Regions from separate parts of the Homo sapiens genome. Here all the other regions are linked to region 1. The links are chromatin loops, found by intact Hi-C in ENCODE. Cell type or tissue: mammary epithelial cell. All regions are shown on one strand.

Evidence for each region. Peaks named below come from ENCODE experiments on the same cell type or tissue, not always from the same donor. Only the 100,000 strongest peaks of a DNase experiment are listed, where the experiment ranks them.
Region 2: a loop joins it to region 1, with 2.7 times the contacts of the local background. A loop is called at or near these places in 6 of 110 quality-filtered maps.
Region 3: a loop joins it to region 1, with 7 times the contacts of the local background. A loop is called at or near these places in 3 of 110 quality-filtered maps.
Region 4: a loop joins it to region 1, with 4 times the contacts of the local background. A loop is called at or near these places in 11 of 110 quality-filtered maps.
Region 5: a loop joins it to region 1, with 15 times the contacts of the local background. A loop is called at or near these places in 23 of 110 quality-filtered maps.
Region 6: a loop joins it to region 1, with 13 times the contacts of the local background. A loop is called at or near these places in 67 of 110 quality-filtered maps.
Region 7: a loop joins it to region 1, with 13 times the contacts of the local background. A loop is called at or near these places in 10 of 110 quality-filtered maps.

The regions. Positions count from the first base shown.
Region 1 is chr6:130,696,087-130,700,086 of GRCh38, reverse strand. No RefSeq gene overlaps it. Among named protein-coding and RNA genes, the nearest start is that of SMLR1, 130 kb to the left of the region's middle. In mammary epithelial cell, a CTCF peak has its summit at 1,960 (motif pointing right); no DNase peak of the experiment used is centred here; H3K27ac peaks cover 260 bases.
Region 2 is chr6:130,501,321-130,505,320 of GRCh38, reverse strand. No RefSeq gene overlaps it. Among named protein-coding and RNA genes, the nearest start is that of TMEM200A, 140 kb to the right of the region's middle. In mammary epithelial cell, no CTCF peak of the experiment used is centred here; a DNase peak (open chromatin) is centred at 1,980.
Region 3 is chr6:130,758,418-130,762,417 of GRCh38, reverse strand. All of the region lies in intron 1 of LOC105378003 (a long non-coding RNA gene), which reads left to right. Among named protein-coding and RNA genes, the nearest start is that of SMLR1, 67 kb to the left of the region's middle. In mammary epithelial cell, a CTCF peak has its summit at 2,199 (motif pointing right); no DNase peak of the experiment used is centred here.
Region 4 is chr6:130,305,668-130,309,667 of GRCh38, reverse strand. It overlaps LOC112267974 (a long non-coding RNA gene), which reads right to left and starts at 1,187. Exons shown (of 3, transcript XR_002956398.2): 1 at 1,077-1,187. It also overlaps a transcript of SAMD3 not described here. In mammary epithelial cell, no CTCF peak of the experiment used is centred here; a DNase peak (open chromatin) is centred at 1,577.
Region 5 is chr6:130,363,829-130,367,828 of GRCh38, reverse strand. It overlaps TMEM200A (transmembrane protein 200A), which reads right to left and starts at 1,812. Exons shown (of 3, transcript NM_001258277.2): 1 at 1,305-1,812. It also overlaps a transcript of SAMD3 not described here. RefSeq lists a silencer at 2,279-2,378. In mammary epithelial cell, CTCF peaks have their summits at 1,391 and 2,349; DNase peaks (open chromatin) are centred at 1,018 and 1,948; H3K4me3 peaks cover 2,168 bases; H3K27ac peaks cover 1,502 bases.
Region 6 is chr6:130,321,330-130,325,329 of GRCh38, reverse strand. LOC112267974 (a long non-coding RNA gene) reads right to left here. Exons shown (of 3, transcript XR_002956398.2): 3 at 1,828-4,000. It also overlaps a transcript of SAMD3 not described here. Among named protein-coding and RNA genes, the nearest start is that of TMEM200A, 43 kb to the left of the region's middle. In mammary epithelial cell, a CTCF peak has its summit at 2,472 (motif pointing left); no DNase peak of the experiment used is centred here.
Region 7 is chr6:130,292,144-130,296,143 of GRCh38, reverse strand. It overlaps a transcript of SAMD3 not described here. Among named protein-coding and RNA genes, the nearest start is that of SAMD3, 71 kb to the right of the region's middle. In mammary epithelial cell, a CTCF peak has its summit at 2,168 (motif pointing left); no DNase peak of the experiment used is centred here.

The sequences.
Region 1 (4,000 bases):
CTCGTCAAAGTAGATATTATGATCCTAATATTATTGAAGATGATCACAGTAACTATAGTAAACTAGGATTTACTGAGTGTATACTACAGGACACTCCCTGTGCTCAGTGCATTATCTGCGCAGCCTCAATCAGTCTTCTGAGTTTATTGTTCCTGTTTTTTCATGAGGAAATTGAAGCCTGAGAGCTTGTGCAACTTGCCTAAGATTAAACAAGTAGAAAAAGTTAGAGGTAAGACTGGAATCTGGATGACTCCATTGCCTGGACAATTACCCCTGTATCACACTTCCAGAGTACCTTCATAAGGGCTGCACTAAAGTCAAGTGTTGGCCTTGAGTTTGGCTCCAATTTGTAGTTCAAGTTTGCTTTGACTTTGGGCTTTGGAAGGCCAAGTAGCTAAAGGCTCATTGTAGTGTCATTTGTGGCATCCTTGAACTCTCCATGAACAAATCATCATCACGTAGTTTTCATTGTCTCTAATCAATATAATCAACATTAGTAGTGTGAACAAAACTTGTCATTTGTATTTATTGTCAGTGTCTGAATAGTCACATTCAAGCATAATAACCATTTCAAATGTAATGTGAACATTTCCTTATCAGCTAAATGTTTAAATTCTCTCAGTTGAAGTATTTATTATTGTAAGACTAAAATGCTTCAGATTAATGGGGATTGTTAGAGCTATTAACTTTATGTAGCAAAACAGTTGTTATGAACTTTAAAATGGTCAAATAAAAACCTAGATTGGTAGTTACCATGAATTAGTAGATTCATGAGTTAGATAACTTTACAAATGTTTATAAAATTTTAAATAATAATATAAGAGGAAATAAAATTAAATTATACCATAATTCTCTTCACTGACTTGTTTGGTATACTGCCATTTATATTTTCAAAATATAATTTTTAGGAACTATATTTAATTTTCAGTGATTTAATTCTGTTTAGATCTTGAGTCTTTTAAGAACAAAAATCCTCTTTGGATTTTTTTTTTATTTTGAAGGAAACATTTTACAAAGTGAAATTTCACCTCAAAATTTTACAAGAAGGAAAAACTAAAAAATTGTATACAATAATATCCAGAATGAATAATCCTTGACCAAGATAGAATAAAGAATGTAAAAGATTATAAAGAAAAGAAAAAAGGATTAGGGAAAAATGAGACACCTCAAATGCATAACATTCTCACTAATCAAAGCTTAAAACAATAGACTTTACCAAAAAATAAGATTTTTAAAAATAATTTTCATTATATAGAAGCTGGAAATGAAACAAAAAATGGTGAATTGATTGTTCTAGAGTCTAGACTGCCCATCACTTTTAGTAGTTGAAGGTTTCTTTTAGGTTTTCCAAATCTATAAATTCAAAGGTACAAAGTTCTTTGTAAAAGACATGTTTCTGAAAAAAATTTTTTCCATTATATTCTGCTGTTCATGAAAAGGTTAAAAATGTTATTAGATGAACAATTTGAAAGTGACTATTCACTATGGCAATTTTTTGGCTAAAATTTTATGTTTATTCTTTTATTTTAAGATTTTTTTCTTTGAGAGCTATATTTCACTTTGGTCATCAAATTTCCAGGCAAATATTGTTATTAGCACTTGAGCGTTCATTCAAAATGTGTATATTGTTTACACTACTAATGGTTCCTGTCTATCCAGAAGACCAGACATGCATTTCTTAAAACTCAGAAATAAGAAAGTGCTTTCCAGGCATGGAAGGAAGGGCTGAAGCTCAGCCAACACCAACACTTAACTACTTCTCTTTTTCAGGAATGATTTTCTTCATTTCCAGTGTACTGGAGAGCCACTGGTAACTTTTGCTTCCTTGCTCAACCCAGAGTACTACTCATTAATTGATGAGCATTGAAAAGCTTTTGAAGGCTGTCTGAAACAGAGCTTATGCTATAAAAATTGGGGTTCCCTCTGGGGGATGTATCACTGCGCCATTAAACTTGGCCACTTGGTGGCACCAAAAAGTAAGAGCAGCACTGTACGGAGGTAACCAGTGTCTACTGCGTTACAAAGAAAAAGTAAAAAATAAACAATCACTTCTTGGAAAAAAAAAAAAACCCTCTGAATTAAATTGTTTTCTTCCTTTGTAAAATTAGGGGTGGCCAGTGGTGGAGGAAGGGGGATTGTACCAAAGAGAAAGTCCCTTAAATTCCTTTAACCTTGACATTCTATGACCCTCATGTACTGTGAGTTCCCAGTATGCTCTTTGTTAATGAGACTGAAAATGATGGTAACAGGCAACACTTACCATGTGCTTATTATGTGGCAGGGCACTGAACTACGTGTGTCATAGAGATTAGCATGAGTTTATTTTTCTTTCTTATTTTACATGAGAATTGTATAAATCCTCACAACACTATAATAGTTATTATTATTATTATTTTACACATAAGGAAAATATATAGAGGCAGAAGGACTTCTACATAGCCAGTAAGCAGTGCAGCTGGGATTTGAACTCCACAGTCAGTCTTCAGAGTCAGGGACTTCATTGCAACACTCTATTTCTGAATGACTCTTCTTATTTATAAGGGGGAGGTTTACTTCCATTCTTCTGGCCCTTAAGAAAGGAAAAACTGTTAAGGAAAAGCCTCCAACACATGCATATCCTACACAGATATGTAATCCATTTGAAAAATAATGCTTATTACTACAGCATTACCATTGGGGAATAAAAAATGATGTTCACTTACTGTACTTATTTCCAAATTTTAAGTTGCAACCCTGTCTTTAACAATTCAGAAGCACCAGAGTTTTGGTCAGGGACTCCCTTTGGAGTTCAACAGTGTTAGTAACATTTTATTGTTAGCCCATGGTCCCTGGAGAGCGTAATTACAGACCTGCAGTTTTTAAACAATGGAATGAAATGATTTAATACGGGGAGAAGAGGGGAAAAGGACAATGAGAATTAGAAAGTGCTGGAAATCACAAGAGAGGTAATAAGGGCTCAGACTGAAATGGCAGCTGTGATATTAGAGACAGAAGATGAGACACAGCACAAAAGAATAAAGAGATCTGATGAATGAATGACTTGGAGATAAGAGCCAAGGAAGAAATTCGCTATTTCCTTACTAGAGATGACTGGTGATGGTATTGTGAGTAATTCTCTGTGTTTCCTGCCCAAATGGCTGAGGCAAATAATTTTGGATAATAAGTAGAACATATCGTTAGTGGCATATGTCCTTTGGAGGCAAAACAAAACAAAAAATAAATAAACCCAACAAAAAACCCAACTGTCCACAGAATAATCTACTAAAAAAATGATCAAGTGCTAGCCATTAAAAATACAGGTTGTTCAATGTCCCTTTAAAGTTTTTTGTTGTTGTAATTTCTTGGCTATAGGGGGTGTATTTGTGGGAGCTCTTGGGGGCTATCTTAGAGGGTGCCAACAACAAGTGGTTCCTGTCTTTTTAGCTAGTTAACCAGTTTGCACAACCATCAATCAAATACACATGGGAAGCCCTGTGAGAGACCAAAATCAACTCAGGAAGCCCATTGCTAAAGTTGCTTAAAGTACAAAGACAATGTTCCATTTTTAGGAGAATAGCTTTGCAGATTCTTTTCTCTTTCTCTTTCCTCCTAACACACGAATTCTGCTGTTTTGCTAAGTAAGTGTCTATGCTGGAAAACTGATGCAGTGGTGGGGTGAATAGCAGGAGAAAAATAGAAGGTTGGCAGGTTTGTTGGAAGAATGAAAAGAAGTTGACCATTGAAGCTGCGTGGCTCTGCAATTTGATTTCTTGCTGGGATGCTCTGATCAAAGATTTGTGGGCATTAAGGTAGTAACTACTGGCCAAGATTTTGGGTTGGGGATTATCTGTGAATTTCAATTATCTATTATACTTCTTCCCTGTCCTCCATTACCAAAATAATGGAAATTTGGCTACATAAACAGAACATATGAAAGCTAGAATACCACAATACCTCTTGCAATCAGCTTTCACACTTACCAAGTAGGACAATGGCCTTTGGATATATGGACATAAATCTT
Region 2 (4,000 bases), 190 kb after region 1:
AACAAACATGAGAGTGCAGGTATCTCTTCAATTTATTCTAATTTCTTTTATTTTGGTTATGTACCTCACAGTGGGATTGCTGGATCATATGGTAGCTCTATTTTTAGTTTTTTGAGGAACCTCCCTGCTGTTCTCCATAGTGATTGTACATTCACACCACTACAACCCACTAACAAGGGTTCCCTTTCCTCCACGTCGTCGCCAGAATTTGTTATTGCCTATCTTTTGGATAAAAGCCATTTTAACTGGGGTGAGGTGATATCTCATTGTAGTTTTGATTTCCATTTCTCTGATGATCAGTGATGTTGAGCACATTTTCATATGTCTGTCTGCCATTTGTATATCTTCTTTTAAGAAATATCTATTTGGATCTTTTGCCCATTTAAAAAATCAGATTGGGCCGGGCGCGGTGGCTCACGCCTGTAATCCCAGCACTTTGGGAGGCCGAGGCGGGCGGATCACGAGGTCAGGAGATCGAGACCATGCCGGCTAAAACGGTGAAACCCCGTCTCTACTAAAAATACAAAAAATTAGCCGGGCGTAGTGGCGGACGCCTGTAGTCCCAGCTACTTGGGAGGCTGAGGCAGGAGAATGGCGTGAACCCGGGAGGCGGAGCTTGCAGTGAGCCGAGATCCCGCCACTGCACTCCAGCCGGGGCGACAGAGCGAGACTCCGTCTCAAAAAAAAAAAAAAAAAAATCAGATTGTTAGATTTTTTTCCTATAGAGTTGTTTGAGCTTCTTATATATATATATTCTGGTTATTAATCCCTTGTCAGACAGGTAGTTTGCAAATATTTTCTCCCCTTCTGTGGGTTGTCTCTTTGTTGATTGTTTCCTTTGCTGTGCTGAAGCTTTTTAACTTGATATGATCCCATTTGTCCATATTTGCTTTGGTTGCCTTTGCCTGTGGGGTATTACTCAATAAATCTTTGCCCAGTTCAATGTCCTGGAGCATTTCCCCAATGTGTTCTTGAAGTAGTTTCATAGTTTGAAGTCTTAGATTTAAGTCTTTACCCATTTTGATTTGATTTTTGTATATGGCAAGAGACAGGAGTCTAGTTTCATTCTTCTGCATATGGATATCCAGTTTTCCCAGCATCGTTTACTGAAGAGAGTTTCTTTTCCTCAGTCCTGGACATCCTTGTCAAAAATGAGTTCGGTAGGTGTGTGGATTTGTTTCTGGGTTCTCTATTCTGTTGCATTGGTCAGTGTGTCTGTTTTTATGTCAGTCCCATGCTATTTTGGTTACTACAGCTCTGTAGTATACTTTGAAGTCAAGTAATATGATTCCTCCAGTTTTGTTCTTCTGCTCAGAAAAATTTTGGCTATTCTGGGTCTTTTGAGATTTCATATAAATTTTAGGATTTTTTTCTATTTTTGTGGAGAATATCATTGCTATTTTGATAGAGATTGTACTGAATCTATAGATTGCTTTGGGTAGTTGGACATTTTAACAATATTGATTCTTCCAATCCATAAACATGAAATATCTTTCTGTTTTTTTGGTGTCCTCCTCAAAGTCTTTCATCAGTGTTTTACAGTTTTCATTGTAGAGATCTTTTACTTCTTTGGTTAATTCCTAAGTATTTAACTGTATTTGTGGCTATTATAAATGGGATTATTTTCTCAATTTCTTTTTCAGATTTTTCACTCTTGGCATATAGAAATGCTAGATTTCTGTATGTTGATTTTGTATCCTGCAACTTCACTGAATTTGTTTTTTGGTTCTTATAGATTTTTGGTGGAGTCTTTAGGGTTTTCCAAATATAACATCATATCATCTGCAAACAAGGATAATTTGTAGTTATAAATGTTTTAAACCATCTATTTTATTTTACTATTTAAATCTTTTCCATTGTATTTATCATATTCAATTGATTTGAGATGTTTAATTTTGATTCTGTCACAGAGCCTCTTGCTAGCTTTCCTAGGGTTGCATCACAGTCATATGAGCTAAACATGCCTCTGTCATCATCCAAGTAAAACACTTCACAAGGCAAAACCACCTGGCATAACATCAGAAACCTCCTTTCAGTTTGACATGAGTCCATTTATCAATATTTTTTGGACAAGTTCTTTTAATTCTCTAAAAATTCCTTTGCTTTATGCACTTCTGTGATTATAATAGCCTTAATTAAATATTCATTGCTGTGTAAGTATTTATTGAGCCAGAGACTGTGCCAAAATGAAAGCACTTTCTAAGTAATGAGTTCCCTCAAATGCCAATCTCAAAATTCTTACACAGTTGTTAAGTATTGGGGGTAATTTATGCAAAATATTATGGCTTCCCTTTGAAAAAAGATATTTTCTGATTATAAATATGAATATTAATTATTATTATTTGTACTATAAATATGTGCAAAATATAGAGAAATGTGTAGAAACTTGATTATCCCACTACATAGAGGGTGAACAAAAACTGGTAATATTTTGCTATATTTTCAGGCTTTTATACATGTGTTATATATATGTTAAAATAATGTTTATTTTTCTTTGATTATGATAGACGTGCTCTTTGTAGAAAATACTATAAAGTATAAAGAAAAAATCATTCTTATTTTGGTCCTTAAAGTTTTATTCCTGCTTTTATTTATTAACTTGACATTGTAGTATGTGCATTCAAGTATTCAAGTGCTTTTGTACATTAAGAAGAAAATTCTTTCAGTATCACATTGGCATCTGCTATACTTAATAACTTCTCTATTGCTAAATGTTTAGATTCTTCCAAATTTTCATTATTTTAAACAATGTGAAATGAGTATCTTTGAACCTACAGCATTTTCTTAGTTTGTTTTTCAATTCACATTATTTCCTTAATGCAGATTCCTAGAAATGGATTGCTGGTATTGTATCTATTGCCAAATTACTTTTCAGAAAGGTCATATTATTTTAAATCCCTACAAATGTTCCTTTCTATGAGTGTATAAAATATCATTACCCTGCATTTTTTAGAATGTACATTTCTTGGTAAGTAGGGATATTTGCCCATCTTTAGGCCTCTCTGCTGTGTTCTTAAAAGATTTGACAACATTCAAGGAATTATAGCTATTAGTTGTTTCATTTCACCAGAGTCTGAAGACTTCCATTGTTGAGTCCATTGCTTTTAAAATATGAATTACCTGGGGAGCTTGTTAAACTGCAGATCCTAATTCAGGAGTCTAGGGTGGGCCCTGGAATTCTGTGTTTCTAAAAACTTCCAGGCTATGGGCCTGTGGCATGGTCTCCAGATACAGAAACGTATTCAGGTGCTCCACTACTTTCTTATTAAATCTTGGGCTCCACTTCCTTCCTGCCTATGTTTATCTTATTTTTTACAGTTTGAAAATTTTCTCCTTGATAGAGAAGACCTAAGAAAAAAAAGAAAAAGAAAACGCTGAGAAATGCCACTGATTGCTATATGTTAAAATTATACCACAAAACCCCAAAAAAGTGACCTTCTCCTTTCCTTTCCATGGTTTGAAATACTTTTTAATCCTTAGTATGAGTAGACCTCAGCACATTTTAGGATCGAATCTTACTAACGTAATTCTCATTTGTCCTTCTTTTGCTCTTATCCTGCCTTTGTCCCTCCTTTTGCCATTCATCAGTATACTTAAAAATTCTGGATGCATCAGCCACAGTGAGCAGTCAAATAACTTTTTTTTTTTTTTTTTTTTTTGAGACAGAGTCTCATGCTGTCGCCCAGGCTGGAGTGCAGTGGCGTAACCTCAGCTCACTGCAACCTCCATCTCCCAGGTTCAAGTGATTCTTCTGCCTCAGCCTCCTGAGTAGCTGGGATTACAGGCACCGACCACCGTGCCCAGCTAATTTTTATATTTTTAGTAGAGACAGGTTTTTGTCACGTTGGCCAGGCTGATCTCGAAGTCCTGACCTCAAGCGATCCACCCGCCTCAGCCTCCCAGAGTGTTGAGATTACAGGCATGAGCCACTGTGCCCAGTCCACAATGACTCTTTAAATGCCCTCACATATTCTTCCTCATTGTGATAATTGCATCATCA
Region 3 (4,000 bases), 62 kb before region 1:
GCACGCAATGTGAAATAAGCACATCACGGAGAATGGGGTATCCATTCTGTTAAGCATTTATCCTTCGCGTTAAAACAATCCAATTACATTCTTTAAGCTATTTAAAAATATACAGTTAAGTTATTTATGATTGTCACCCTATTGTGCTATCAAATAGTAGGTCTTATTCATTCTTTCTATTTTTTTGTACCCATTAATCATCTGATAAGGTTTGGCTGTGTCCTCACCCAAATCTCATCTTGAATTCCCATGTGTTGTGGGAGGAACCCGGTGGGAGGTGATTGAATCATGTGGACAGGTCTTTCCTGTGCTGTTCTCGTGATAGTGAATGGGTCTCATGAGATCTGATGGTTTTATAAGGGGGAGTTTCCCTGCACAGTCTCTCTCTCTTTGCCTACTGCTATTCATATAAGATGTGACTTGCTCCTCCTTGCCTTCTGCCATGATTGTGAGGTCTCCCCAGCCATGTGGAACTGTAAGTCCATTAAACCTCTTTCTCTTGTAAATAGCCCAGCATCGGGTATGTCTTTTTTAGCAGCATGAGAACGGACTTAGCAGAACATCTTTGAGTCTCATTTTTCTGTTGAAAATATTTATATCTTATCATAATTTTATGGTGTGGTGTTTTCCAGTAAGTTGCATTGCTCCTTTTTTTTTTTTTTTTTTTTTTTTTGAGACAAGGTCTCCTTCTGTCACCTACGCTGGAGTGCAGTGGCAGAATCTCAGCTCACTGCAACCTCCACCTCCTGGGTTCAAGTGATTCTTGTGCCTCAGCTTCCCAAGTAGCTGAGACTATAATTACACACCACCATGCCTGGCTAAGTTTTGAATGTTTTGGTAGAGATGGGGTTTCATCATGTTGGCCAGACTGGTCTTAAATTCTTGACCTCATGTGATCCACCCTCCTCAGCCTCCCAAAGTACTGGGATTACTGGTGTGAGCCACTGAACCCGGCCAAGTTATATTGCTTCTTAAGTAACTTGCATGTGATGTTTCTTAAATAGTTTTAGTGGAAATATCATTAAATTGAACCAGTAGCTAATCCACCATAAAGAATTTTTCCAGGAATAGATGTTCCATTGTCATCTGGATTCTACTCTTTCTAAAGAAAAGAAAACCATAATTATTATGATTGATCCCTTTATGGGATGAATCTTTTGAAACTCTGGCTGCTTTTAAGAGTTTTCACTTCATTTTTTTTTCTTTAAGTTTTCTTATAATGTTACCAGTTGTGGTTTTATTTGTTTTTATCCTATTTGGAATTCACTAAGCTTCCCAAATCTGTTTTTGCTTAAATATAGAAAAATTTTGGCCCATGTTTCTTCAAATGTAATTTTTTGCTTGACTTTTTTTTTTTCTCTCCTTTCTTTCTGGGGCTCCAGTTACATATATGTTAAATGCTTGATATTATTCCACAAGTAAATCAGGTTCTGTTTATTTTAAAAAATATTTACCTTTTCTGTGCTTCAATTTAGATGACTTTCGTTCACTTGTCTTCAAATTCACTAACTCTTTTTTCGTGATGGCCAATTTTTTAAATTTTTGCATAATACATGCTCATGTCTTGGGGGTACATGTTACAATTTAATACATTCATATAATTTGTACAGATCAAATCAGTGTAATTGGGATACACATCATCTTAAATATTTGTCTTTCTTTATTCTAGAAACATTCAAATTATTCTCTTCTAGCTATGTTGAAATATATAATGGATTATTATAAACTAGAGCTACCCTACTTATCTGTCAAACATTAGGTCTTATTTCTTCTATCAAGCTGTATATCTGTATCCATTAATAACTTCTCTTCATCTTCCCCTTATCCTTCTCAGGTTCTGGTAAGCACCAGTCTACTCTTTACCTTCATGAGACCCACTGTTTTAGCTCCCAAATATGAGTGAGAACATGCAATATTTGTCTTTCTGTGCTTGGCTTATTTCACTTAAAATAATGACCTCTAAGTCTATCCATGTTGCTGCAAATGACAGGACTTCATTCTTTTTTACGACTAAATAATATTCCATTGTGTATATGCAGCCAAATTTTCTTTATTCATCCACTGATAGACACAGGTTAATTTCAATATTTTGTATGTTGTGAATAGTGCTGCAGTAAATAAGGGAGTGCTCTTTCTTTATAATTTACCAGTTGATTTTCTCTTTCCTCCCAACCCCGACCAGGTCACTGCCTCCCTTTGAGCACTAGATGGTGCTTTAAGCACAGGTTGTCTAGGTTCTAGTAAATGTCCCAAAGGGAATATCCTGATAGAGTGGGAAGACTGGCTAGGGTGTCATGCCCAGGAAACCTGCAGGACAATCCTATAGCATGGTGCTGCTGAATAGCCACTCTGATTTGGCATCTCCTTTGGCTGAATTACAGAGCAGTTTCCAGGCCTAGGATGGTAGTCCTGCCTCCCCTCTTTGTTTTTGGCTGTCCTCAGGGCTATTTCTCCCTTCAGGCACTCCTGTTGATTCCTGGGGCTGAGGCAAGGACAGATCTTCTGCCAGGAAACCCAAGATGATGGGGAAGCCAGTTGTCCATCTTCACCTCACTTTTTGAGAAACCATGAGTCAGGGAAAAATTTTCTGTGCACTTGGTGCTAGGCAGATTGGGGGAAGGATGTCACAGACATGGAAGTCTGATTCTCTTACTGTCTACTAAGAGATTCTGAGTTTCTTCATTTCTTTGTGGCCTCAGGAACTGTCTCATTCTCATATTTTAGTTTTGGATATTATTGCTGGTGATAATCTTGGGGCTGTATATTTGTTTTTGGTTTTCTGTTGGGAGAGTGGTGCCAGCTAGCTTCTATGCTTCCATTTTGGAATGAGAAATTTCTCAAGAGATTTATTGTATATCATGGTGACTACAGTTAATAACAATATATTGTATATTTGAAAATTGCTAAGACAGTAGTTTTTAAGTGTCTGTACCACAAAAAATATAAGTATATGAAGTATTGCATATATTAAATAACTTGATTTAGCCATTCCTCAATGTATACATGTATTAAAACATCATGTTGCACACCATAAACATATACAGTGTTTTATTGTCAATTAAAATAATTAAGTAAAGAAAACCCCCAAATAAATTACTGTGCTAGGTACTATGAAGCAGTTCAAAATAGAATAAGTTCTCAAGAAGCTTTCAATTCCATATAGATGATAAGAGAATCAAGTTAAAAGATAAATTCAGAAAACAGAACAGCTGTGTTGCTGCTTGTTTTCTTTGTCAGACTTGGATCTCTCATCCAACAAATGAGAGTACTAATGCCTATTCCATAGGATCATTGTGAGAAATTTGTCAGATTAATGTTTATAAAATGCCTAGGGTAGTGTTTGGCGCTTAATTGGCATTCATTAGATGACAGGGTGGCTTGTGGCTGATGTGGCCTCTGCTGTTCTTCCTGTTGGTGTTGTTGATGCTCACCAATGAAAGCAGTCAGGAAACCTCCATTTTACACATGATTGAACTGGAAGGACATTGTATTTGAATTCTAAATAAATGGGAGTACGCATTGGTGTGTTCTAAAGATCTTCCCGAGAAGAAGGTGTGGGGAGAGACAATGCAGGAAATACCCATTTTGACTTCCTTATAGGTCTGCCCTAAGGAGAAACCATATACCCAGGGCCTGGGGAAGTTGAGTAAGGGATTCAAGACCAGGAGAGGTTGAACCTCCCTTCACAGCTACACATCTCTTCTTGTTATTTCAGGAATTGAAAGGCCTGAAAAACAAACAAGACAGATATTTTTCTAATCTTTCAGAAGCTGACTCTCCCACAGTCCCCTAGAGCTAGGCCCAAAGCACAGTCCAGTGGAGAATGGGTAGGGAAACAAATTGGGTCTCTGCTTTTCCCAATCTCTCTTCCTTCGTCTATTGTTCTCTATTTCTCTGTTTCACCCAGAAAACCTCCGCTTCTGTACTGTAACCCCCAGATTCTGAACTCAAAACTGACTTATCTTGATACCAGTCCTCACTATCAAATGCTCCAGAAAGG
Region 4 (4,000 bases), 390 kb after region 1:
TTCATCCTTCTTGGTTACTGTTAGGCTTTTTGCTGTTTTCAATTCCACTGCTTGGTGGCTAGATGCGCTTTGACTTAAGCACTTCAAGAGGACCACACCTGTGCTACTTGTTCTGATTTTTTTACTCTGTAGTTGCCGATATCAATGATTTTAAAAGCACTAGCATTGACTTTGTGGACTTAAAAGCAACAACAATAATGGATTCAAGAACAGTAGCTACAATTTATTGAGCATGTTTTGTGTGCCATGATATTAAATATAATACCATCTGATCTGCTTCCCACAAAAGCCCTGTGAAGTGGGGGATATTATTATACCCATTTTACAGATAAGGAAAGTGAAACTTGCTGAAAGTCATACAAGCTAGAGCTGGGTTATAAACACAGAATTTGGAATCTAACATTTATGCTCTTATGCCTCACATTCTAGTTTCCCCACATTGTAAGTAGTAGTATTTTCTGACTGTTTATACTATGCAAGGGATGATATCAAGTACTCTACATGCATCTTTTAAGTTATGACTACAGTGCTTGAAATACTCTGTCTCTTGTCTAATGAACTTGGAGAAGGCTCTCTTCTCACTAGGGTCAAACTTATGTAATAAGACTGCTGAAAGTTGTAGCCAAACCTTATTATCAGAGATCAAATATGAGTGTGGATTTTGCCATTCACCAACTTGGTGAAGTTATTTAAATTCTCTGATTCTTTTTCATTAAAATAAGGATAATAATTATGCCTGTTTCATGAGTCTTAAAGAGAATTATGAATTATTTCATTAAAGATCACCATGCACTCATTCTCAATAAATTTCAGCTATTGTGATATTAATTTTGGTATTTTACATATGAAAGGTAGATTTATAACTCTCATTCCCAAGTAGCTTGGGCCATTTTTATGTGGAGGTAGGTCAAAATGGCAATTGTGAATCAGTATCTAAGAAGTGTTTCAGCATCCTGATTTACTTCTATATTGGGGTCAATTCATTTCTCACTGAAAAAATTTTCCCCTTGATTTGAGGCAGACTTTATCCTTCCCTTGTTCCAGAGTCCTAATCTAGTTATCTAGAAAATACTTACTAGCCCAGAAATTCATTTTATCTATCTTTTACAAGGTCCAATGTGTTACCATCAAAATTGGGTATTATGCTATTTCCAGGATGGCCCAACCTTCTAGGTTGGCCTACAGATGAGCTTTCTCCCCAAGGACATTTCCTACACACACACACAAAAGAATAGAATAGAATAGAATAGAATAGAATAGAATAGAATAGAATAGAATAGAATAGAATAGAATAGAATAGAATAGAATAGAATAGAATTCTATGAACTTGCCAAATTGAGGAGGTTGAGATACAATGAGGACCTCGACTCTCTCCAGAATTTATAGGCATCTAAAAACCTTCCAAGATTATTATAACTTCCTGGAGAGAGAAGCTGTCCCTCATACCCCAGGAATTTCTTAGTCATGCACACCAGTTTCTGATTTAGTCAAGACTAACAGAGCTAAACCAAACAAACCCAAACAAATAAAGTAAAGGTCAAACAAAAGCTTGTTTGTTCAGAGAGGCCAAATGTGCATCAGAATGTGAGAGAAACCTTCCAGGATTATATGGTATCTACATTTAACCAATGATGGGTGTTCTTTAAAAACTTAAGTTTAAAATATTTGATGGGAGGCCCTCAGACTACCTGTGAGATGAAACTCTTCTGGCTCATGTTTGGCCACATACATCTATGTCAAAAGATATTATGAAAGCACAGGTCTTAACTGGCTATACACAAACTGGTTTTTTACAATCTTTGGTTCTAAAACAACTGTCTCAAATTCTATAGATGCTAAACCCTCTCAGACCAGCATCTATCTGCTTATACAAAAACATTGATTATAATGATTAAGTTAAATAAAGTGTGGGCCTACTACATTTTGTAACCAAAGCTTTTAAAAGCTTATTCTAACTTGTGGACATAACCATTAGCAACCAATTGACCTAAATTAATTCTGTAGTAAAATTCTATAAAAATGAACTGAGGATCATAGTTATTTGATTTTCAAAATTCTCTATTTTCCCCATGGTTTGTGGAACAGTCCACCCCAATATTAAGCCCAATTTTCCTTTATTAAATTATAAACCTAAGTTTCTTAAATCAATATTCTAATTCCTCTCTTAAAGAATATTTGAATAATACCATTAATAGGTCTTTGAAGAACTCTTATTTTCACAGTTAATTACAAAGAAAAGAAGGAAAAGAAAGCTTAACTCCAAATCTATCTCTCCCAATGCTCACAAAAAGATTAGCTACGTAATTTTTCAGAGACCCATGCAAAATAAAAATGTGGGACCTCTTGTTCAAAAATTAAAAACTCCAAGACAGCAACAGCAGAGCATTACAGTGCAAGAGACGGCCCTGTGGACCTGCACAGATCTCATGCCCTTGTGAGCCTTGCTCACAACTGCATTCACCCCATGTATAATCTCTCACATTTAGGGAATGCTTCTTTTCACTCCATGTGTAAGTTTAGATATGTGTATAAAGTTTGATCTTTGTGAATTCACAAATATCACAGAATTCTTTAGATACATGAAAGTGTGTCCAGAAGCACAAAAAATACAGTAAAAATGTATTAAAATGATTCAAAAAGGCTAGGAAACAGAGAGAATGAGAGAATAAGTCAGAACAATAGCTAGATCATCCGCATCTTTTGTCACATTTTAGAAATAGAACCTCAGTAGTGAAGTAGTAGTTAAAACTTTAATCAGTAGCTTAAAATATCATTATAGAAAGAAAACACCAGGATGAGATGGTTTATCAGTTGGTTCTGGCAAATATTAATTAATAGTTTCATGTTCATGAACTCTTTCAAAGAATAGAAAAAGAAAGAACATTCTCTGTCTCATTCTATAAGGTTAGTATAAATCTTGATACTGTGATGTCTAATGTTTTCTCTCTACTCCATACTTGCCCTGTATACACTTATCTTTGGGGCTGGAAGTCTGCAAGCTATATTTCATAATCTCCTTGCCATCTGGCTTCCTGTTTGTTCCTGCTAATGTGAGGCACTGACAAGAGACTGGACAGTTAGTGGAATAGAAGCAATTTGTTTCTAATTTCTGTCGGTTCAACCAGCCATGGTAGATTTAGCTGTCATGGTGGCAGCCACCTGTGAGAGTAGATGCTTAGCAGAAGAGTAACTGCTTAGTCAACTTCCTTCCAGCTACAGCAGCCTCAGAATCGTAGCAAACATAGGCATCAGGTAATATCATTTTTCTTTTGCTTCTCTAACCCTCATTTACCTTCATTGGGTAATTAATCTTTCCTTTTTTGTTCCTCTAACTCTCCTAACAACTTTGTAATAAATTTAATTTCCTGTTTTAAATTTCACCTTCTTGCAAGTCTAAAATGATCCTATATTTTTCTGCTTAGACAGTGATTAATTTAGTGCTTAAATAATCCAAGAATAGTTGATAAAGTAAATATTTTTTAAGTAAAAATGTCCTGCTATGGTCTGAATGTTTGTACACTCCCTACCCAATTCATACGTTGAAACCTAATCCTTAGTGTGATAGTATTGGAAGGTGGAGCTTCTGGGAGGTAACTAGATCAGTGGGATTAGTGTCCTTATAAAAGAGACCCTAGAGAACTGCCTTTTCCTTCCACCATGTGAGGACACATTGTAAGGCATCATCTATGAACCAAAAGCTGGCTCTCACTGGACACTGAATCTGCTGCCATCTTGATCTTGGACTTCCAAGTATTCAGAAATAGGAGAAATAAATTTATTTTGTTTGTAAGTTATGCAGTTTATGGTGTTTTGTTATAGAAGCCCAAACAGACTAGGACAAGTCCTAAACAAAATATTAGCATTAGCAATATTAGCACATTAGCAATTTATTTTAAAAGATGAGATTGCCAAGTTGTATTTATTCCAAGATTTCAAGGTTGTTTGAATATCAGCAGATCAATCAACACATTGCATCCCAATAATATCTGAAAGGAGGAAA
Region 5 (4,000 bases), 330 kb after region 1:
AAATCATTCTAAACACCTCAGTGTGTGTTTTTTACAGTAAAAAAATCATACTGTTAAATTGTCAAAGCATTTAACTATAGTTTCCACTTAATGGAAGCATTATTTTCTGTTTAGAAGGACTTCTATTCTTCACTTGAGGTGTTTATAAAGAATGAAACTACAACTACATACTTCTGTGTAGGTAAACAGTGGGAAAATAAAGTAAGGTTTAAAAAGTTTCAAAATTTAGTCTACTTTTCACAAAATGATAATGCTTTCTAGTATCAGTAGCCAAATAACAAATTGAAGGTCTTTTTATAAGTGTTCCATAATTCAAGAAACGACAAAGTAAATAGCTTTCACAAGCTCTGGTAATATTTATGCATACAGCACTATAGAAAGTGTGCCTCAAACTTGGTTTGATTGCAAAACCGAGAGTTCAATATTCTTTCTTATAAACAAGAATAATCATCGATTCTTGAAATGTTTTCTATGCAGTTGTCCATAACTACTTCTGAAGGTATTCAGAAGAGACAAGGCAAGAGACACTTTAGTCCAACATATTTAGTTTTTAAATACACCAGACTAAGGTGGACCGGACTAAGGCTGATTCCAATTAGTCAATTACCTGTATGTGCTGCATCTGCCTTTCTCTCCGACATTACCAATGCCCGGTACTGAACAATGAATTGTTATTTAAAAAAAACACACAAACACACACACATTTTTCTAAATCAAACAGCGGTAAATACACACAGAGAGCTTGCGCCTACACAATGTGAAGTGTTGGCTGGAACAATTTATAGCAAAAGAATGATTAATGAAGCAAATCTTAGAAGCCCTCAGTCCTTTCTCTTACAGACAAGACTACAGGGAGAAGAGTAGTGCTGAATTTTGCAAATAATTGCTTTGCCTCTCCATTTTGCCTGTGTAGATTCTACCCCATCCAGATACTGCTTTACGAAACCCTGACCATACTTTGCTCAATCATGAATTAACGCTGTGGACATTACAGAGAATGCTGACTCTCAGGAACCGAGACAAAGGAGGGTGTTGCTTGGAGAAACCCAGCCAGGCGCTCCAGTACTCCGGGTTCTTGGAGGCTGCCCCGCACGGCTTCTCTCGCGCTCCCGGGACTGGGGAGTCTGGACCTGATGGCGGACTTGGTTTATTTCCCAAACTTTAGGAGAGACAGCGTTTACCTAACTCTGGAGGCTGTAGCGGAGGGGAGGGGAGGGCAGAGGGCTGAAGAAGTGCCCGGTTTCGGCTGCGGTGGCCGCCCACCCACCTCCCCACTCCCGTCAGCACCCTTTCCTTCCCCTCACCTGTCCTGAGCACCGGGCCCTGGGGGTCGGGTCGCCTCTCCCTGTTCTCAGTCCTGGTCTCACTCCAGGAGCTGTCGGGACGTCGGGCGCCTCTGGAGGCGGACGAAGAAGGCGGCAGGGTCGGGGGCGTCAGCGGGAATCTCGGCCGCCGCGGGCAGCCGCGGTCTCCCTCCCCATCCCAGGGCTCGGGCGGCCACCGCGGGCGGATGAGTCAGGCGAGGGGGCGGGTGGCAAGGGGTGCAAGCGGACGGAGGGTGGGGGCGCCCCTATGCCCGCGCCGGGGGGGCACCGGAGGCCTCGGGGCAGGGGATGCGCCGCTGCCGGTGCTCACAGAGGGCCGCCGCCATCCGGGCGCAGAGTCCAGGCGCGCCTGCCCTCGGAGGGCACCGGGCGCAGCAAGCCGGGCAGGGGAGAGGGAGTCGCCGCTCAGGCGGCGCCGCCACCGCGTCCAAGAAAGACAAAAGGGACCGGGAACGGGAGGGGAAAAGTTTTCTGCTCGGCTCCAGATGGATCCCAGCCCCAAACCTCACGCCATAAAGCCCCGAAGAGGCGGGTTGGGGGCGGGGGCCGGGGCGGACTTCCAGGGGCGTGGCTGCGCGCCTGCGACCCCGGACCGTGCCAATCTCGCCGCCGCCCCAAAACCTGTGGGAAACCCCAGTCCTGCCACCCACTCCTCCTGGAGGACGCAGACAGGATCTGCTCTGCAGGAGCCCAGGCCGGCCGATCCGCGTCCCGGCCACAAAGTTGCACTTCGAGAGCCCAAATCACCCGCAGACAAAACCCATCTTTGGGAACAAAGTACCCGCTTGCAGGCGCTCTTCCCGGGCTGGAAGGCTGGCGTGCGGAAACGGACACACCCACCCGTGGGGCCCGCCTCTAGCTACCGCGGGACCACCGGTTACCGAGCCAGGGACCCGGCTCCCCCAGTTCTCCGGAGCGGCTGGGGAGCTCCAGCCGACTCGCAGTATTCCCGGAGCAGGCACCGCAGGACCCTGGCTCCACGCCCCTCGGACGCTTTCTCCTCAGATGCCGCCCGGCGGGCCGGGGTCCCCCTGGCGGGCTGCGCGGGCGCTGCGCGAGCTAAACCAAACCTGGCCGGAAAAGACGCGGCCAAGGCCCGCTCCGTCCACGCTTCCCGCCGGCCCGGCAAGGGGTTCCGGAGAACGGCTTGGGGGGGCGAGAACCATGGGCGGGGGAAATGGAAGACAGAGGGAACTGAAGCACGGGGGTCTTCGATGAGCAGTGCGGATGTTCGACTCCAAACATCAAAGCCAACGAGAGGTTCAGGTTACTCCTCCTTGACCCCAAACATCCAGTGAGTGGAGACTGGCCTGTTCACAGAGTAAAATATGTCGTCTCTAATTCGGCAAAGACGGTGATGACTGTATATATGCAGGCCAATTCCGTAAGTAAAGTTTCATGTAAAACTAATTACCGGATATTCCAACCACCCCCTGTGCAGGCCAGCCGCATGCACAAGGTGTGTGCTATGCTTGTGTCCCCTGGATCTGTTTTAAGTGATAGAAGGCAAGTATGATATTCTGGTGCAGTGTATTTGTTTATTTCGGCGTGTGATCTGTTTATCTCGTTTTCAAGAAAAGTTTGCTTCTGGGGGGGTATAAAATCCGTGTTTGGGGGGTGGGGGAGAGCCATGCAAAAATTTCCACATTAGAAAAAAAAGTCTTTAAAATCAGATATGGCAATGAGAAGAGACTGTAGAAATGGATTTCCTGTGGTATAACCTTCTTGCCTTGACTAGAAGAATTTAGAGATTGGGCACTTTTAGTGGAGATGTCACAATCAAAATGTTTTATAAAAAGAAAGAAAAGAAAACTAAAGGAGTTACGGTGGGGGAAGGATGAGTCACCTTTATAAACCATCTGTGGTTTTATTTTTACCCCACCTGCATCTAGTATTCTAGCCCACAGCCACCTGCTCAATTCTCTTAGGTTTTCTTAAATGTGTTTGTCAAGCACCATATCAAAGGAGTGTGCTTCCATTGGGCCCTCTTCCTAGTTACCTCTACATTTTATAAAGAAACACCCTGAAGCCACATTGTCTGTAAAGCTCCTGAGAGGAAACACCTCCTGGTTCCCCTCACTATCTAAGGAGTGAGTAATAGGAATAGGCTCATAGTCCATAGATCATTTGAGGTGACATCCTCTCTAAGACCCATGGTAAAACGTTTAAAATGGTCATCTAGCCATTTTAAGCATTGAGTGACTGAGCCGTCCTCAAAAAGAGACTGATGAGAGCCATGAAAAAAGGAATAAGCACATTCTTAAGGCCACAGATATTGATGCTTCCTCATTTATGAACTATGAACTCAGATTTTAGTGATTTACCAAAAAAGAAGAAAGATAGACTAAGTAAAATCACCAAAAGGGAATTATTTAGATTTCTTTTTAAAATAATTACTATTAGTCTCAGAAGAGGCGGGTAAAATGGCCTGTAAATAGAGGATTATTTGCAATTCAGTAGTCCGAGCAACTCTCAACACATTAGTTATAAATTTTCCCTGACCTTGAGTGCTCAAGGGAATCTCAGGTAAATTATTTATCCTTACTAATGGCCAATATCTTCCCATCTGACAGTGAATATACCATGCCAGTAATGGATTTTGAATTCAGCTACACATCGGCTTTGGAAATAATGGATAGAAGTCAACTATTTTCTACTTCTCGCCATCAAGTAGC
Region 6 (4,000 bases), 370 kb after region 1:
CAGCTCACGAGGTTCGCAGGTCTTTTGTCCTCACACAGCTTCCTTAGCTCTCCTTGCAGACACCATATCAAGGGACTCTTGGCCTCCATAATCATATGAGTCAATTTCCATAATAAATCCCTTCTTACATATCTCTCTATATATAAGTTCTTTTTCTCTGGAGAACCCTGACTAACATACTACATATACATAAATACATAAAACTACAATGAGATTTCTGCTAAAGGAAAAACCTGCTCGATAGAGCTCTTGTTTATGAATGGATGGATATAGTTCTTCAGAGCTGAATTGTACGTGCAGTATTTCATTTAAGGCTCCACTGATATTTATGGCAGTAAAAAGATGTTCAATTTAAAATGACAAACTTATAATTTAAAGCAATAAAAAGATACACAAGAACCCCTGGCTCCTTGGCAAGATTGGACTGCAGCCTCACAGTGTGAGGCACCGGGAAAGAATTTGTTCTTGTGTGTAGGCTGAACCCAGACCAGTAGGCGATTGCATCTGGGCAAGATCTGTGAATGAGTTAACATTTTTCTATTCCAAAAAAAAAAAAATGTTCTCCAAAAAGTAGTTTTTGTTATTTTACTTTCAGCTGTTTTCAAGGATAATGTTCAGATTTTTTGAATTCAGGAATTCACTTGAGGTATTTAACAGATCTTTCGGCTTCTTCCCAGCCTAATTTTCCTAATAAGCAGCATTTTAACCTACTTTCTTTAAGAAAAGAGAAATAACTTCAAGGGGAAAGAAAGTAGAGTAAGCTGATACAAACACTCCAGAAAGTGCTTCACAATTTGAAAAGTGTCTAAGAATGAAACTTTATATTTTGATGGTAAAAAAAGCTAGTTCCAAAAATAATTATGCCTTAATATTACACAAATTCATTCAACCATATGAAAAATATAGACTGTCAAGAATATTCTTCACAAACATTTCTTAACAGCAAAATCAATCACAGTTAACATACTCATCATATGTATGGCTTTTGCCAAATTCGAGCAGCAATCTGTTTAAAAGGAGAAAAAAGCACTAAATATGAGTCCTCGTTTCTAATCTGAAAATAAGAGGGTTGACCTAATGATCTCGAAGGTAACTGCTAATTTAAAAAGCCTGCTATCCTAGATCAGTATTTTGAGATTAAACTAATCTTTCCAAACTAAACTTTCTAAACTTTGTAAATTATTAACAGTAATTTGCTCTATGTAAAATGTTAAGACATTTTGAAGGTTTATTTAAATTTAAAGTGTTCTATTTTGAATCATGCAAGATTGATATGTTATAAAAAAAAAGTTCCAAGATGTTAAATGCCAGAGTGTATTTATTCATTCATCCCTTGTGCATCCCATGCACACCATCATATTGAGCCATTTATTTATTCATTCATTGGTTTAAATATTTATTGAGCATATGCTGCATAGCCAGCACTTAAAAGACACTAATGAAAGGGAACCAGAAGACACATTTTCTGCCCTTTTCCCTTAGAACCTGATTGGATGGGAAATTCTTTTTTTTTTTTTTTTTTTTTTTGAGACAGAGTCTACCTCTGTGACCCAGGCTGCAGTATAGTGTCACGATCTCAGCTCACTGCAACCTCCGCCTCCCGGGTTCAAACAATTCTTCTGCCTCAGCCTCCTGAGTAGCTGGGATTACAGGCACATGCCACCACGCCCAGATAAGTTTTGTATTTTAAGTAGAGATGGTGTTTCACCATGTTGGCCAGGCTGGTCTTGAACTCCTGGCCTCAAGTGATCCGCCTGCCTTGGCCTCCCAAAGTGCTAGGATTACAGGTGTGAGCCACCATGCCTGGCCTGGACAGGAAATTCCTGAATGGTGCTTAACATGTACAGCAATAGTCTAAGCACTCATCATACAAAAAAAAAAAAAATTGGAAATTTTACCTTGCAAAATATTAGTGTGTCTTTGTCCATAATTTCAGGGAAATACAAGTGAAAGAGTGAATTAAGATACTTGAATGATGTGACTTGTCAGGGATTTGCTGCCAAGAGCATCTCACAGGGAAGCCAGGAGTGTGGATGGGTAAAGAGGAAGTAGGGATCTGGGAACTGAAAACCCCAACATAGAGGCTTCAGGGAGCCTGGTTTTTGCAAGGTCTGGGAAAGAGGTATCCGTTGTCCTGTTCTCTCACTTGTCTCTATTTTATATCTGTCTAACATTCACCTATCAGAAGAATCACTTAAAAACATTATATTTATTATGAACAGCAGACATTATTTGCTGTTTTGACTTTTTATAAAATGCTCCATGGTAACTGCTTGTAAAACGGTTTTATTTTATATGTCAATGGCCTTTGCATGATAGTCCTTGTCTGACTTTCCATCTATTATTCCATGAACATTTTCTATTGTCAACTTTTAAATGCTAGGAAAAAAACAAACTAGTGGCTTGAGAGTCAAGCCTATTCCATTTTCTGTTAACCAGCAAATCACTCCCATACTGCCACCTAGTGGGCCATAGCAGCAGCTTCCACGATTGACAGAAATTGTTAATTCAAGTAAACTCAAATTTAGGATTCTTCAAAATTTCTGCTTTTGCATTAGTTGCTTGGAATACTCAAATCATCTTAACATAAAAATGATATCATGAATGGTTGTTAGGTTTCCACCTTGCTCATAAAACCATTGATCCCACATAAAACCATTGAACCATTTGCTTTGGTTTGGTTTGGTTTTTTGAGACAGTCTCACTCACTCTGTCGCCCAGGCTGGGGTGCAGTGGTGCAATCTCGGCTCACTGCAACTTCTGCCTCCCGAGTTCAAGTGATTCTCCTGCCTCAGCCTCCGAGTAGCTGGAATTACAGGCGTGTGTCACCATGCCCGGCTACTACAATGTACTTTGAATGAACACTGTCTATGTATGCAGACCTATCTGTAGTCACAGCTCCGTGGAGATGTCTCGTGTCATCTCACTTGTACCTTCTGCTCTTACTCGTCCTACAATCTATGAGAAAATGCCTGATTCCCAGCCTTCCACTCCAGCCTTGATGCCTCGACCTGTACTCTGGCTTGGGCAGAAAAAGAACTTCCTTGGGGTCCATCTCTCTCTCTCTCAGCCTGCTGCTGGTTCCTGAAGCTGTGGCTCAACCAAGAACCAGATTCCGCCTCTGTCCCTGTCCCAATTCTGGACTAGCCTCCATTCCACCCTTGCCTGGCCCCTTTGGATGCCTCGCTCCAGCCTTGCCTCTCTGATGGCTCAGTTAAACCCTCACTAATGAGTTCCCATAGTGATTTTCACCCTGTGGCTGGATCAGGCCCTCACAGCTCCTCTTGACCAGAGAGGTAGTTGTCTTCTCTGCTTATTCCTCCTTTCCAAATATTTTTAAGTGTATGATGAATTAGTAGTGTGTTTGCCTGATCCTAGGGAAAAAGGGACACAGTAGCTTAAGGAATTTCTCATTCTTCTGGTTTTCTGTGATGGCCTCTGTCCTTGAGTTGAGGTCTGAATATATGTAGAATATATCTAGCTAAAAGGAGCCTGCCTTATAGTCTAGACTTTTTTTTCAAATTTTATATAAAGGTGTCAAATATGTAATGGATATATACGTAGCTTGGCCAGGCAGTGTTTCGGGCCCTAGATATAAGATGCTGTTCTCATCTTATTTTATTGGGGGAATGAGAGACAGACAGCAAGTTAGCACATATATAACATATAATAATACTTTGAATGATGAAAAATGTCTTGAATGAGAAAAAACAAGGTAAGAGGACAATGAGTACTGGGAATTGTATGTGTCAGTGGGGATATTTTACATAGTTTTCTAAGGAACACCTCTGGATTAGTTGTCTATGGCTGCATAAAAAATTATCCAGAGGTTTAGCAGCTTAAAATAACAAACATTTATTACTTCGCCATTTCCATGGGTCAGCAATCCAGGTGCAGATGAACTGGGTGCCTGTGAATCAAGGAGGTCTCTCACAAGTCAGCCATCAGGGTTGGGGCTGCAATCATTTCCAAGCTTAACTGGGAGAGTATCTGCTTCCAA
Region 7 (4,000 bases), 400 kb after region 1:
TTCTTGGCATTCTCTTTTCATCCACCAACATGGTCCCCCATGGGACCCCGTGGGCCACCTGGATACTGATTTGCATCAAGAATTGAGGAGGCCTCAGGAAATGAAGAGGAAGGGAAGAAGCGGGTGACAGGAAGCAGGAGAAGGCAAGGCAGGAGAAAGAGACAAGGCAAGACCTCAGTACTCAGTATTATGTTTTTGTTTCCCATATTGCAGTCTCCAAGTGTCTTTACTGATGTGTCTATGTTTGGGAAAACTAAACTTGCCATTTTTACTATTATGTCTATGCCTAGGGTCAAGAAGGGCAGGGAAGTGGCAGCAGCCTAGAAAGCAGGTATAATGCAGTAAGGGGCAACAAATAGAAAAGCCCAGAACATCAGTCCATAGCAGCATGATATGGAATGACTGACTACCCAATATCCATTTTCTACCCCACCTGGGTCTGGGAGAGGGGGGACAAGGATCACTGATTAATATGGGCCAATTATGATAATCCCATTCCCCTTGCTGGAAGTTGTCAGTGGAAAGGCCTAAGCTCATTTAAACCAATGAGAGATGAGGAGAGTTTTGCTGTGGTCTCCTAGGAAAGAAATATCTTAACTCTTAAGAGTAAGTTACAAACAGTCAAGTTCTTTCTTCTTAGACTTGAAAATGGAAGCCTGTATTCCCAAATGCTACTGACTACAATCCTATGACCGCAAGAGAAATTTAGGATGCAATTTATCTAGTGGATGTAGTTGCAGATAGACAAAAAGAACCCAAGTCCATCTCATCAAACCACCACCTCTGAGGCATGCCCTACCTCTGCAGTGCCTTGATGTGAGTCAATACCTTCAATAGTGAAGCCCAACTTGAGTCAGGTTTATGCCAGTTGAAGCTGAAAACTTTGTAACTGATACAGACTGATAAAAAAATAATCAGAGAGGCTGGACGTGGTGGCTCACGCCTATAATCCCAGCACTTTGGGAGGCCGAGGTGGATGGTTCACCTGAGGTCGGGAGTTCGAGACCAGCCTGACCAACACAGAGAAACCTCATCTCTACTAAAAATACAAAATTAGCTGGATGTGGTGGTGCATGCCTGTAATCCCAGCTACTTGGGAGGCTGAGGCGGGAGAATTGCTTGAACCCTGAAGGCAGAGGTTGCGGAAAGGTGAGATCGTGCCGTTGCACTCCAGCCCGGGCAACAAGAGCAAAACTCCGTAAAAAAAAAAAAAAAAAAAAAAAAAAAAAAAAAATCAGAGAAATGTATGGAAAAATTAGACATTCCTGGAATTCAAAAATATTATAGGAAAGAAATACAATAACAATAAATAAATTGCCTGCAAATAATCAAGGTATGCAAGATTGGACTATAATTGTTGGATACTGAAGGGCAAACTGACCCTGGAGATGAAGGACTTGGAGGCATTCGAGACATTCAGAATACTCAATCATGTACAAATTTTTACACAACCAAAAAGCAGGGAGTTATATAATTTTGAGGTCATTCTAACAGCCATATTGCAAAAAAAAAAAAAATTAATCCTTGCAAAAATAAAAATTAATCCTTGAAATTAGAAACATTAATAAATATGTCATGCTAATGATTAAGATCTTTTTCAGTTGAATGAAATATAAGAATAAAAAAGAAACAATGTTTTACCTTGGTTCTTAATCATTAACCCTCCTTCTGAAGAGTCTAAAGAACTTCACAAATAAAATAAACATTAATAACGAGGGGCTGAACAGAATTCCTTTTAAAAAATACACACAGTGTTCAAGCAAATATTTTCTTAGATTAGTCTGAAATACCCTGAAGAAAAGTTTATTCAAGATTCTCTGAAGTGATTTTCAGAGTTGTGTAGATTTTAGGCTTGCTTTGCTTTAAACAAAGCCTTTTGAAGTCTAGTATAATAAGTATGGCATAGCATCCTTGAGCTCATCCAAATTGAAATTAAAGAAGAAAAATAGTTATCCTGTTAAGTAAGCAGTCTCCTTTTAAAAATATGAAACTATGATTTAAAAAATCATAATGTATTCTTGCTTACTAGCTCTTCAAATCTGTATCTCTCAGTCCCTACTGTCACACCAAAGGAATGTCTTGGGGGTGAAATCTCTGTCCTTTACAGAGGAGAGGCAATCACTTAAATCAAGGTAATCCAAGAGGTTGTCTGCCCTCTTCTGGTCAGTCTTGAAGCCTGAGCAGGCTCTGCTCCCACTGCTAAGATGCTGTGTGCATAAGGCCCATGTTGTGAGTGTCTTTCCTTACCCGTATAGCATAAGACTTCCGCAACATCAAAAGCCAATCCCTATCAAGAAAAGTTTAGAGACTCACGAGACAAACTATGAAGTCTTTGGTAGTATGGAGCACTAAAAACAAGTTTTCAGCATAAAGTGGTGTGGAGTGCCCCTAAATCTGGTGACACAATCCACTCACTTCTGGCAATTATAAAATAGAGTCAGTCCTCATTGAATTAATCATATGTCAACATCAAATATTATCCTACATCTTTCAGGACTGGTTTTTAAAAATGTTTATGGAAACTGTGGAAGCATCACTGGGGCTATTCTTAGGACTATAATATAACTAAAGAAAGCAACTTCCTACTTAAGGATATTGTCACCTATCACAAAAAAACATGGTCACAAAAAGGTGGTAATCTGTGTAAGAGAGTAATATTTTAGATAATAACATTATTTCGATCTTTGTCTAAAGGAAAGAGGCAATGCAGCCAGAAAACACCTGTTTTTTAATTACTAGAGTGAGGGGACCAGAATGTTGTGATACATTGTGGGTCAAGGATACTTGTGAGCTTTTCATCAATAGCCTCAGTCAAAGATGTCAAATACACAGCAAGCTCAGCTCACACTAGCAGTCTTGGACAGGTGTAAGACACTGTCATTCAATCATAGCATTCCTTTTCACTGGCCTCAAATGTCATTTTGAACTACTTTCCAACCCAGCACCCCAAGCAAATGGAGTTGGTCCGTAATATAAAACCAAAATGCTTCTCTAGTATAGATGCAACTGTCAAGTTCCCGTTAACCAAATTGTGAACTCTTGAAACATAATTTTAAATACTAATTGAGGATTAGGGACTTTGATGCAAGGAGAAAGCAGTAACTTAGATTAATCTTCCATTAATTAGAAACAGATAGAAACAGCTTTCATTGTAACTGAATAAATTGACATTGTGAATCACATACACAACAATCATTTCTGAGTTTGACACTTAACAGTTGTTCCTGGCCGGGCATGGTGGTTCACGCATGTAATCCCAGCACTTTGGGAGGCCGAGGCGGGCAGATCACGAGGTCAGGAGATCGAGACCATCCTGGCTAACACAGTGAAACCCCGTCTCTACTAAAAATACAAAAAATTAGCCGGGCGTGGTGACGGGCGCCTGTAGTCCCAGCTACTTGGGAGGCTGAGGCAGGAGAATGGTGTGAACCTGGGAGGTGGAGCTTGCAGTGAGCCAAGATCAAGCCACTGCACTCCAGCCTGGGCGACAGAGCGAGACTCTCTCTCAAAAACAAAACAAAACAAAACAAACAAACAAACAAAAAAGAGTTGTTCCGGGCCGGGCATGGTGACACACGCCTGGAATCCCAGCACTTTGAGAGGCCAAGGCAAGTGGATCACCTGAGATCAGGAGTTCGAGACCAGCCCGGCCAACAGGGTGAAACCCTGTGTCTACTAAAAATACAAAAATTAGCCGGGCATGGTGGCGCATGTCTGGAATCCCAGCTACTTGGGAGGCTGACGCAGGAGAACTGCTTGAGCCCGGGAGGTGGAGGTTGCAGTGAGCTGAGATTGCGCCACTGAACTCCAGCACTCCAGCACTCCAGCCTGGGTGACAAGAGCGAGACTCCGTCTCAAAAAAAAAAAAAAAAGAAAGAAAGAAAAAAAAAGTTATTCCTGAGAATTGAATCACCTAAGTTCTAAGTTCCTGATGAAACTGAAGTTCAAAATGTGAAAATCTAGGATCCGCATTCTGGGTCAGTGGCTCTGCCTACTTACT